Linked DNA regions of Homo sapiens: region 2 is linked to region 1. A link is an interaction called in ENCODE POLR2A ChIA-PET data of the cell type or tissue named here. Cell type or tissue: B cell. All regions are shown on one strand. Links, peaks and the distances in the headings refer to the core of each region. The heading gives the core; the rest is flanking DNA.

Evidence for each region. Peaks named below come from ENCODE experiments on the same cell type or tissue, not always from the same donor. Only the 100,000 strongest peaks of a DNase experiment are listed, where the experiment ranks them.
Region 2: POLR2A ChIA-PET joins it to region 1 with 6 read pairs; 3 of 35 experiments call an interaction of 5 or more read pairs at or near these places.

Annotation. Positions count from the first base shown.
Region 1 is chr22:17,176,818-17,182,192 of GRCh38, reverse strand. It overlaps ADA2 (adenosine deaminase 2), which reads left to right. Exons shown (of 10, transcript NM_001282225.2): 9 at 171-373; 10 at 617-3,403. The coding sequence ends at 710. Among named protein-coding and RNA genes, the nearest start is that of HDHD5-AS1, 20 kb to the right of the region's middle. In B cell, for the core only: no CTCF peak of the experiment used is centred there; no DNase peak of the experiment used is centred there; H3K27ac peaks cover 1,214 bases.
Region 2 is chr22:17,326,219-17,331,593 of GRCh38, reverse strand. No RefSeq gene overlaps it. Among named protein-coding and RNA genes, the nearest start is that of CECR2, 41 kb to the left of the region's middle. RefSeq lists a silencer at 894-1,071. In B cell, for the core only: no CTCF peak of the experiment used is centred there; no DNase peak of the experiment used is centred there.

The DNA.
Region 1 (5,375 bases), core at 324-5,323:
GGCTCTGTTCCTTATGTCTCCTTGTGACTCTGCCCAGAAGTCATCCCCATACTGGGGAGATAGTGATGGGAAGATGAAGGGAGCTGATGGGGCTCAAGGTCTCACCTCACTTGTGACTACTCTTTTTAGGGATCAGAGTTCATCTTTCTCCCTTCCCTCCTATTGCGCAGGTGCTGAAACTGGTGTCTGACTTGAGGAACCACCCTGTAGCCACTCTGATGGCCACTGGGCACCCCATGGTGATCAGCTCTGATGACCCAGCTATGTTTGGTGCCAAAGGCTTGTCCTATGATTTCTATGAGGTCTTCATGGGCATTGGGGGGATGAAGGCTGACCTGAGGACCCTCAAACAGCTGGCCATGAACTCTATCAAGTGAGTGTCCTGTGTCCTCCCAGGTCCCCCGCCTCCTTCCAGCCCGCAGCTTGTGTTTGCCTCTCTGGAGGCTTGAGGCAGATGCCTCGATGGTTCCTGTGGGTTCCTTCTCATCATGGCTGTTTAGTCCTTGCTGCTGGCCTGGGGAGAGTGCTCTGCAAGGCTCTAATGTCCTCTCAGGCTCCCTGCCCCGTTCCCCAACCCCTGCCCTGAGGCTGACCTGGGCTCCTCCTCTTCCTGCAGGTACAGTACCCTGTTGGAGAGTGAGAAAAATACTTTCATGGAAATCTGGAAGAAGAGATGGGATAAGTTCATAGCAGATGTGGCTACAAAGTGAGGAGAAGCTAGCCAGCCCTCTACAAGCTGTCTTCTTGCACACGCTGTCACTTCCTCTCACTCGTTCTTGAATCAGCTCCATGTGCCCATGAAATCAATGGCCTCTGTATGGAGCGACCCTGTGAGAAGCACTTGGCTGGCTGAGCAAATTCATCCTCTGGAAATATTCTCTCTCAGCCACAGTGACATTGACCCTCTTGGTTTTCTCCTGTCTCTGGCCATTTCTTCCAGTTTCCCTATTTCAGAGTCTTCTCCTCTCTCTGATCTCTGTGCTGTTTCCTCAGGACTCAGTCCTGGGCTCTCTTCTATTCTGGTCTCTTTATTTTTTTATTTTTGTATTTTTTCGAGATGGAGTTTTGCTCTTGTTGCCCAGGCTGGAGTACAATGGTGCGATCTCAGCTCAGTGCAACCTCCGCCACCCGGGTTCAGGCAATTCTCTTGCATCAGCCTCGCGAGTAGTTGGAATTATAGGCATGTGCCACCACACCCAGCTGATTTTTGCATTTTTAGTAGAGACAGGTTTTCACCATGTTGGCGAGGCTGGTATCCAACTCTTGACCTCAGGTGATCCACTCGCCCCTTGGCTCCCAAAGTGCTGGAATTACAGGCATTAGCCACCATGCCTGGCCTATTCTGGTCTCTTTAACTCTCTCCTCTTTATTTCTCTTCTCTCTCTGTACACTTTTCCTGGGTGGTCTCATCCATTCCTTTGCTTTTTCATACCATTTATTTGTTAATGATTCCCACATTTATTTATGCACTTGGAGAGCTCACAGGAATCTCAGAAACTGATGAGGTACAATTCTGAACCCTCAGTCTCTTCCCTTTAAACCTTTCTTTTTCTCTACTTTAATTTTTCTAAAGAGTGTCTTGCTATGTTGCCCAGGCTGGTCTCCAACTCAAGTGATCCTCCTGCCGCAGTCTCCCGAAGTGCTGGGATTACTGACATGAGCCACCACACTCAGCCCTTTAAACCTTTCCCTGGCCTTTCCCATAGCTGGTGAAGGACACCTCCATCCATTCCACGCAGTTGCTCAAAGCAGAAATTTTCAGTGCAAGTCTTGATGCTGCGCCGTCCCCCACTCCCTACATCAGAACGCATCCCTCATCTGGACTCCAGCGGTGGCTTCTTGATGCTGCGCGGTCCCCCACTCCCTACATCAGAATGCATCCCGCATCCAGACTCCAGCGGTGGTGCTCTACCTGCACGCTGTTGCCAAGTCCAAGCTACCATACTCCTGCCTGAGCTATGACAACAGCCTCCTCACTGATCTCCCCTTTCTTCCCTTTGCCTCCTCCAGCTCATTTTTCACAGTGTAGAATGACATTTTGTTTGTTTGTTTTGTTTTGTTTGAGATGGAGTCTCGCTCTGTTGCCCAGGGTGGAGTGCAGCGGTGCGATCTCGGCTCACTGCAACCTCCACCTCCCGGGTTCAAGCGGATTCTCGTGCCTCAGCCTCCTGAGTAGCTGGGATTACAGGCATGCACCACCATGCCCGGATAATTTTTGTATTTTTAGTAGAGATGGGGTTTCACTATGTTGGCCAGGCTGGTCTCGAACACCTGACCTCGTGGTCCACCCGCCTCGGCCTCCCAAAGCACTGGGATTACAGGCGTGAGCCACCCGGCCTGGCCTAGAATGACTTTTAAAAGATCAAATTAAATCAGGTCACTCCTTTGCTTACAACGCAGTGCGTTTAGAGGTACACCCCATGTCTCCACAGGGCATACAGCATCCGATTTAATCTGGATCCATTCCGGCGCCTTCCTCTCCCAGTCACCCAGAGGGCCCCAACCCCGGCGGCCCTTTCTTCCTCAAATGTCCTCGGCTCTATACCGTGCCTGGGTCTTTTCTCTTTCTCTCTGCCTGGAAGATTCCTTCTTTCCCCTTTTGTCTTGCCCACTCCTGTTTACCCTTCAAGTTTCAAGTTCATGTCACTGTCTCAGAGAGGTTTTCCTGTGCTCGCCCTGTTTCTCTCAGGAAGCCTTGCTCTTTTCCATCATGCCTCTAATCACAGCTTATAATCGGATATTTATTTCTGTGTCTACAGTCTTGCCCTGCCAGACTGTATGCCCCATGTGGGCAGGCGCTCATGATTGTTTCTGATTGTTTCACGCATGCTGCTAACCCAGAGCCTGGGCCCAAAGCTAGTTAGTACTCAATAAACAATGCATTGAATGAGTGGCTGTCACTGTGTCTGTTCAGCCAGCTGCCAAGGCAGAGGGGAGTAGAGCAGAGCCGCCCCAAATAAAAGACCTCATGTGATCAGAGTCCAGCTCCTCACCTGGCCTTGGAAGAAGGATGCAAGAAGCCACCTCTGTCCTCACCCAACTCAAGGATGGCAGGGAATCAAAGAATTCCTCAAAAGCCCCAGGCGAATGTCCTCTCATCCATCTTCCATGACCTGTACCTGAGCTCTCAGACAGCAGCAAGCCCTCTCTCCATTCCTAGTTTATCACCATTTGGTTCCTGGAACTGGGAAAAAACAGCAACCATAAGCTGTGCCTGGATGGAAGAAGACAACCTCTAGGGTCCTGTCTAACTCTGCAGGTGATTCAGTGCCTTACCCAATCCCTGAAGATCTTTTAGGTCCCAACTGCGCAGGGGACCTCCAACACAGGCAGACGCAAACAGCCTCTGGCCTGGACTTGCTGTGATCTCTGATTTGGCAAAATGAACCAGCAATAGTCTTGCCTTTGTGCTTTGTGTCCAGTTCTTCCTTCTTTTTTTTTTTTTTTTTTTTTTTTTGAGACAGAGTGTCTGTTGCCCAGGCTGGAGGGCAGTGGCGCGACCTTGGCTAACTGCAACCTCTGCCTCCCGGGTTCAAGCAATTCTTCTGCCTCAGCCTCTCGAGTAGCTGGGTTTACAGGCACCTGCCATCACGCCTGGCTAATTTTTGTATTTTTAGTAGAGACGGGGTTTCACTGTGTTGGCTAGGCTGGTCTTGAACTCCTGACCTCATGATCTGCCCGCCTCGGCCTCCCAAAGTGCTGGGATTACAGGTGTGAGCTGCCACACCCGGCCTTTTTTTTTTTTTTTTTTTTTTTTGGAGACAGTGTCTCACTATGTTGCTCAGGCTGATCAACTGATCTCAAACTATGGCCTCAAGTTATCCTCCTGCCTCAGCCTCCTGGATACCTGGGATTACAGGCACTAGCCACCACATCCAGTCTTTAAGCTTTTAAATTCAACTTACAAAGCTTGTTAGTTCTTCCTTCTTGACTTTATTCCTCATTGCATAGGCCTAGTCCTATTGAACTAAATGTCCATGGAGCATTTATCTGATCATTTTGAAATAATTTCAAAAAGTTGCAAGAATAGTACAAAAAACTCTTACCAGGCCAGGCACAGGGGGTCACGCCTGTCATCCCAGCACTTTGAGAGGCCGAGGCGAGTGGATTGCTTGAGCCCAGGAGTTTGAGACCAGCTTGGGCAACATGGCCAGACCTCATCTCTACTAAAAATACAAAAATTAGCTGGGCATGGTGGGGTGTGCCTGTGGTCCTAGCTATTCAGAAGGCTGAGGTGGGAGGATTGCTTGAGCCCAGGAAGAGGAGGTTGTAGTGAACTGAGATCACACCACTCCACTCCAGCCTGGCCAATAAAGCGAGACCCTGTCTCAAAAAAACAAACAAAAATAACAACAACAACAACACAAACCTCTAACATTCTCTTTGCCCAGGTTCCCCCAGTTATTAACATTTTACAACATTTGATTCCATATATCATTCTTTCTCTGTTTCTAATTGCTCTCTCTATATATCCTATTTTTTTTAACCACTCGAGACTAAGTTGCAGATATTATGCCTTTTATTCCTAGATTCTCCAGTGCACATTTCCTAAAGACAGTGACATTCTCCTATGGAGCCACAGTACATCCAATCAAATCAGAAAAGTATTAACATTGAAAAGACGCTAGTATCTGGCTCTGGCCCTGCTGAGCTTTGTTTTGTTTTGTTCTTGGTCCAGAACCCAATCCAGGATCACAAGTTACATTTAGCTGTCAACTCTCTAGTCTCTTTCAGTCTGAAATAGCTTCTTAGTCTTCCTTTGTGTTTTGGAACCTCATTTTTGAAGAGTACAGGCCAGTTACTTCATAGACTATCCCTCATTTCAGGTTCATCTAATGTTTCCCTAGGAAGAGGCTCAGGGGATACCTTTTTGAGAGGAGCACCTTGGCAGCGAGGCTTTGTCCTTCTCAGTGTACACACCAGGGGCACATGAATGGGGCCAAGTGTTATACTTCCAGCTTGTTGTTAAACCTTTAGGAGTCTGGAATTGGTCTTGATGGGAATTTTTTTTTTTTTTTTTTTGAGACAGGGGTCTCACTCCATTGCCTAGGCTAGAGTGCAGTGGCAGGATCGCTGTTCATTGTAGCCACTACCTCCTGGGCTCAAGCAATCCTCCTGCCCAGCATCCAAAGTAGTTGGGACTACAGGCGTGCACCGCCACCTCGGCTAAGTTTTCTTTCTTTTTACTTTTTGTAGAGATGGGATCATGCTATACTGTCTAGCCTGTCTCAAACTCCTGGCCTCAATCCATCCTCCCGCCTCGGCTTCCCAAAGTGCTGGGATTACAGGCATGAGCCACGACACCAGGCTTGTGGGAGTTTTTGTGCCACAAAAATCAGCAAATGTTACAAATCCATGTCCCCACCAGCCAGCTG
Region 2 (5,375 bases), core at 141-5,140, 150 kb before region 1:
ACTCACTACAACTTCCACCTCCCCAGTTCAAGTGATTCTTTGCCTCAGCCTCCTGAGTAACTGGGATTACAGGTGTGCACCACCACACCCGGCTAATTTTTGTATTTTTAGTAGAGACAGGGTTTCACTCTGTTGGCCAGGCTGGTCTCGAACTCTTGACCTCAAGTGATCCACTCACCTTGGTCTCCCAAAGTGCTGGGCTTCTGGAGGCGGAGGTTGCACTGAGCGGAGATCGCACCACTGCACTCCAGCCTGGGCAACAGAGCGAGACTCTGTCTCAAAAATAAATAAAATAAATAATAAAGTAAAGAAAAACATTATTTAAAAAAAAAAGCGCTGAGCTTACAGGCGTCAGCCACCGTGCCTGGCCTATTATTATTATTTTTTTGAACAGAATCTTGCTCTGTTGCCCAGGCTGGAGTGCAGTGGTGGCACAACGCCAACCTCAACCTCATGGGCTCCAGTGATCCTCCAGCTTCAGGCTCCTGAGTAGCTGGGACTACAGGCATGTGCCAGCACACCCGGTTAATTTTTAAATTATTATTATTATTTTTTGTAGAGACAGAGTCTCACTATGTTGCTCAGGCTGGTCTTAAACTCCTGAGCTCAAGGGATCCTCCCCACTCAGCATCTCAAAGTGCTGGGATTACAGGCGTGAGCCACCACGCCTGGCTAATTTTAAAAAATATATATAAATACAGATGGTGGTTTTGCTATGTAAAACAGATGTTAACATGTAAAGAAGTGCTGCAATGAATTGTTTTGATGAGAAGAATCACCACTGAAAATGTATTGTACTTACACTTTTTTTTTTTTTTTTTTTGAGACAGAGTCTTGCTCTGTCGCCCAGGCTGGAGTGCAGTGGTGGGATCTCCGTTCACTGCAAGCTCCGCCTCCCGGGTTCACGCCATTCTCCTGCCTCAGCCTCCCGAGTAGCTGGGACTACAGGTGCCGCCACCATGCCCGGCTAATTTTTTTGTATTTTTAGTAGAGACGGGGTTTCACCGTGTTAGCCAGGATGGTCTCGATCTCCTGGCCTCGTGATCTGCCTGCCTCGGCCTCCCAATTTACACTTTTTATTTTCTTTTTCTTCTGCCCAGGCTGGTCTCAAACTCCTGGGCTCAAGCAATTCTCCAGCCTCAAACTGTGCTGGGATTACAGGTATGAGCCACCATGCCTGGTCTTTTTGTTTAAGGTACCTTACATACATACAAAAAAAGAAGTTTGAAAGAATTGTACGAGTTAAATCATTGTATGAATTTAAACATTTGAGAAAAGCAGATGCTAACATGTAAAGAAGTACTGCAATAAATTGTTTTGATGAGAATAATCAGCACTGAAAATGTATTGTATTTACACTTTTTATTTTCTTTTTATTTTTTTGAGACAGAATCTCACTCTGTCGCCCAGGCTGGAGTGCTGTGGTGCGATCTTGGCTCACTGCAACCTCCACCTCCCTGGTGCAAGCGATTCTCCTGCCTTAGCTTCCTGAGTTACACTTTTTATTTTCCAAATTATTCACAATAAGCATGAATAACTTTTACAACAGGGAAATATTATTTTAAACTTAATTAAAATAACAACTCCTTTTATTATTTTTCAATTTTCTACTTTTCTTTTCTTTTTTTTTTCTTTTTGAGACGAAGTCTCCCTCTTGTCCCTCAGGCTGGAGTGCGATGGCATGATCTTGGCTCACTGCAACCTCCGCCTCCCGGGTTCAAGAGATTATCCTGCTTCAGCCTCCTGAGTAGCTGGGATTACAGGCGCCTACCATCACGCCCGGCTAATTTTTGTATTTTTAGTAGAGAAGGGGCTTCACCATGTTGGCCAGGCTGGTCTCGAACTCCTGACCTCAGGTGATCCATCCGCCTTGGCCTCCCAAAGGGCTGGGATTACAGGTGTGAGCCACTGTGCCCAGCTACTTTTTAAATTTTTATATATAAGCATGTATTATATTTAAGCCTTCTATAAATTTGAATTTCAAACATGAAGGAAGGGTTTTGCGTCTATTAGCTGTCCCTGTGTACTCCCTGATTAGGTGATCATGGTGTCTCCTCTGCTAGGTGAGCATCTCTCTGGTTATCTCTGTGTGTCCTGCATATTCAGAGTCACTAAGTACCACCCAGAAGCTTGACCATTTTTTGAAGGGTAGGAACAAGTCAAGACTGGCTACCCTTTGGTGTTTTGATTTCACCATGGGAAGCTTGCATCACGTTGCTAGTTATTTGTACACAGCCATCTGCCCTGCACTGGACAGAGCTACCCTGAAGTGTGTCAACAGGCTGAGCAGGTTTGTCAGCGGCTGCTGTTACTCAGTGGTACAGAACATTGCTTGAAGCTGAGCTTCTAGGGACAACCCACTCGCTGCCATCCTGTTTCCCACGCAGCAGTTGTGCATGTGTGCTCCTCTTAGTCAGCCTCTTGGTGTTGCGCTCAGCCAATGGAATTGCAAAGTATTTAGCTCCTGTGCAGGTAAACCAGCTGTGTTCTTCCACCTTTCTTGTTGTTGATCTTGTCTTGTTTATTAAGTAAGTATGACTCAGGAATGAAGTTGATGAAGCTGTTAGAGAAATTAGATATGAGGTCCAGGGAAGGCAGAAGTCATAAAAACATAAAACCTTATCTGGGCTGGGCGAGGTGGCTCACGCCTGTAATCCCAGCACTTTGGGAGGCCAAGGCAGGTGGATCACAAGGTCAGGAGTTTGAGACCACCCTGGCCAAAACGGTGAAACCTCATCTCTACTAAAAATGCAAAAATTAGCCAGGCGTGGTGGTCTGTGCCTGTAATCCCAGCTACTCGGGAGACTGAGGCAGGAGAATCACTTGAACCCAGGAGGTGGAGGTTGCAGTGAGCCGAGATCCCGCCACTTCACTCCAGCCTGGGCAACAGGGTGAGACTCTGTCTCAGAAAAACAAAAACAAACACAAGCAAACAAAACAAAGCAAAACAAAACAGAAAACCCTTATCTGGGCTCTATGGATCTTTAACATAGTCTGAAATTATATGTCAGCTATGTTGACACCATGCATACTGTATCTCTGCCAGCTCCCCCAAAGACAACCTGGTCCTTCCTCAGACTGTTTTCTACCTAGGTCTTTGGTGTATGCCTGGGCCCTAATTAAGTTCAGGGACTGTTTTTCAAATCTGTATTGCTTGCTCACGATTGTCCTTGGCTTTATGGATTTTTCCTGGCATATCTTGTCATGTCTCCTACATTTTTTTAAAATAGACTTTATTTTTTTGGAGCAGTTATTTTTCAGACTTTATTTTTTAAAAACAGTTTTAAGTTCACAGCAAAGTCGAGCAGAAGCTACAGTGATTTCCTATATACCCTCATCCCCTGCATGCGTATCTGTAGCCTCCCATGTCATCAACTTCTTCCACCAGAGGGGTGCATTTGTTACCATCAATTAACTGGCATTGACACATCTCTACCACACAGAGTCCATGGTTTCCATTAAGGTTCACTCTTTTTTTGTTGGTTTTTTTGGGGACAGAGTCTCGCTCTGTCTCCCAGGCTGTAGTGCAGTGGCATGATCTCAGGTCACTGTAACCTCTGCCACCCAGGGTTCAAGCAATTTTCCTGCCTCAGCCTCGTGAGTAGATGGGATTACAAGCACATGCCACCACACCTGGCTAATTTGTGTGTGTGTCTGTGTGTGTGTGTGTGTGTGTGTGTGTATATATATGTTTGTTTGTTTGTTTGTTTGAGACAGAGTCTTGCTCTGTTGCCCAGGCTGGAGTGCAGTGCTGTGATCTTGGCTCATTGCAACCTCCACCTCCCGGGTTCAAGCGATTCTTCTGCCTTAGCCTCCCGAGTAGCTGGGACTGCAGGCGCGTGCCACCATGCCCAGCTAATTTTTGTATTTTTAGTAGAGACGGGGTTTCACCATATTGGCCAGGCTGGTCTCAAACTCCTGACCTTGTGATCTGCCTGCCTCTGCCTCCCAAAGTGCTGGGATTACAGGCATGGGCCACTGCACCGGGCCCATTTTTTTATTTTTAATAGAGACGGGGTTTCACCATGTTGGCCAGGCTGGTCTCGAACTCCTGACCTCAAGTGATCTGCTCACCTTGGCCTCCCAAAGTGCTGGGATTACAGGTGTGAGCTACCATGCCTGGCCTCCGTTAGGGTTCATTCTTGACGTACATTCTATGGGTTTGGAAAAATGTATAATAACATCTATACACCATTATAATATCATATTAAGTAGTTTCACTTTCTCAAAATTTTTATTTTATTTTTAATTTTTTGTGACAGGGCCTCACTCTGCTGCCCAGGCTGGAGTGCAGTGGTGCGATCTCAGCCCACTGCAGCCTCTGCCTCCTGGGCTCAAGATCCTCCCACCTCAGCCTCCTGACTAGCTGGGACTACAGTGCATGCCACCACGCCTGGCTAGTTTTTGTATTTTTTTTTTTATAGAGATGGGGGTCTCACTATGTTGCCCAGGCTGGTCTTCAACTCCTGAGCTCAAGCAACCCGCTGGCCTCAGCCTCCCAAAGTGCTGGGATTACAGGTGTGAGCCACCACACCCAGCCTTAGTTTTTATTTCTTTCTTTCTTTCTTTTTTTTTTTTGAGACAGAATCTCGTTCTGTCACCCAGGCTGGAGTGCAATGGCATGACTTGGCTCACTGCAACCTCTGCCTCCCAGGTTCAAGTGATTCTCCTGCCTCCGCCTCCCGAGTAGCTGGGAGTACAGGCGCCCGCCACCACACTCAGCTTATTTTTTTGTATTTTTAGCAGAGACGGAGTTTCACCATGTTAGCCAGGATGGTCTCGATCTCCTGAACTTGTGATCCACCTGCCTTGGCCTCTCAAAGTGCTGGGATTACAGGCATGAGCCGCCGCACCCAGCCCCAGTTTTTCTTTTTTGTAGTACATCATATGGTCAGAAGCACACAGTTTGGAGTCTTTATAGATTGGGTTCTTTTCACTTATTAGGTTGATGCAAAGGTTATTGCGGTTTTTGCCATTGAAATGATATTTAAATTTCCTCCATTTCTTTTCATGGTTTGATAGCTCCTTTCTTTTTAGAACTGAGTAATATTCTGTTGTGTGGATGTACCACAGTTTATTTTTCCATTCCCCTACTGAAGGACATCTTGGTTGCTTCCAAGTTTTGGCATTTATGAGCAAAGCTACTATAAACATCCCTGTGCAGGTTTTTGCATGGACAGAAGTTTTCAGCTCCTTTGGGTAAATACAATGGAGGTGGATCACAGGATCAAATAATAAGATAATATTTCTTTTTTTTTTTCAAATGGAGTCTTGCTCTGTTGCCCAGGCTGGAGTGCAGTGGCGTGACCTCAGCTCACTGCAACCTCCGCCTCCTGGGTTCAAAAGATTCTCCTGCCTCAGCCTCCCGAGTAGCT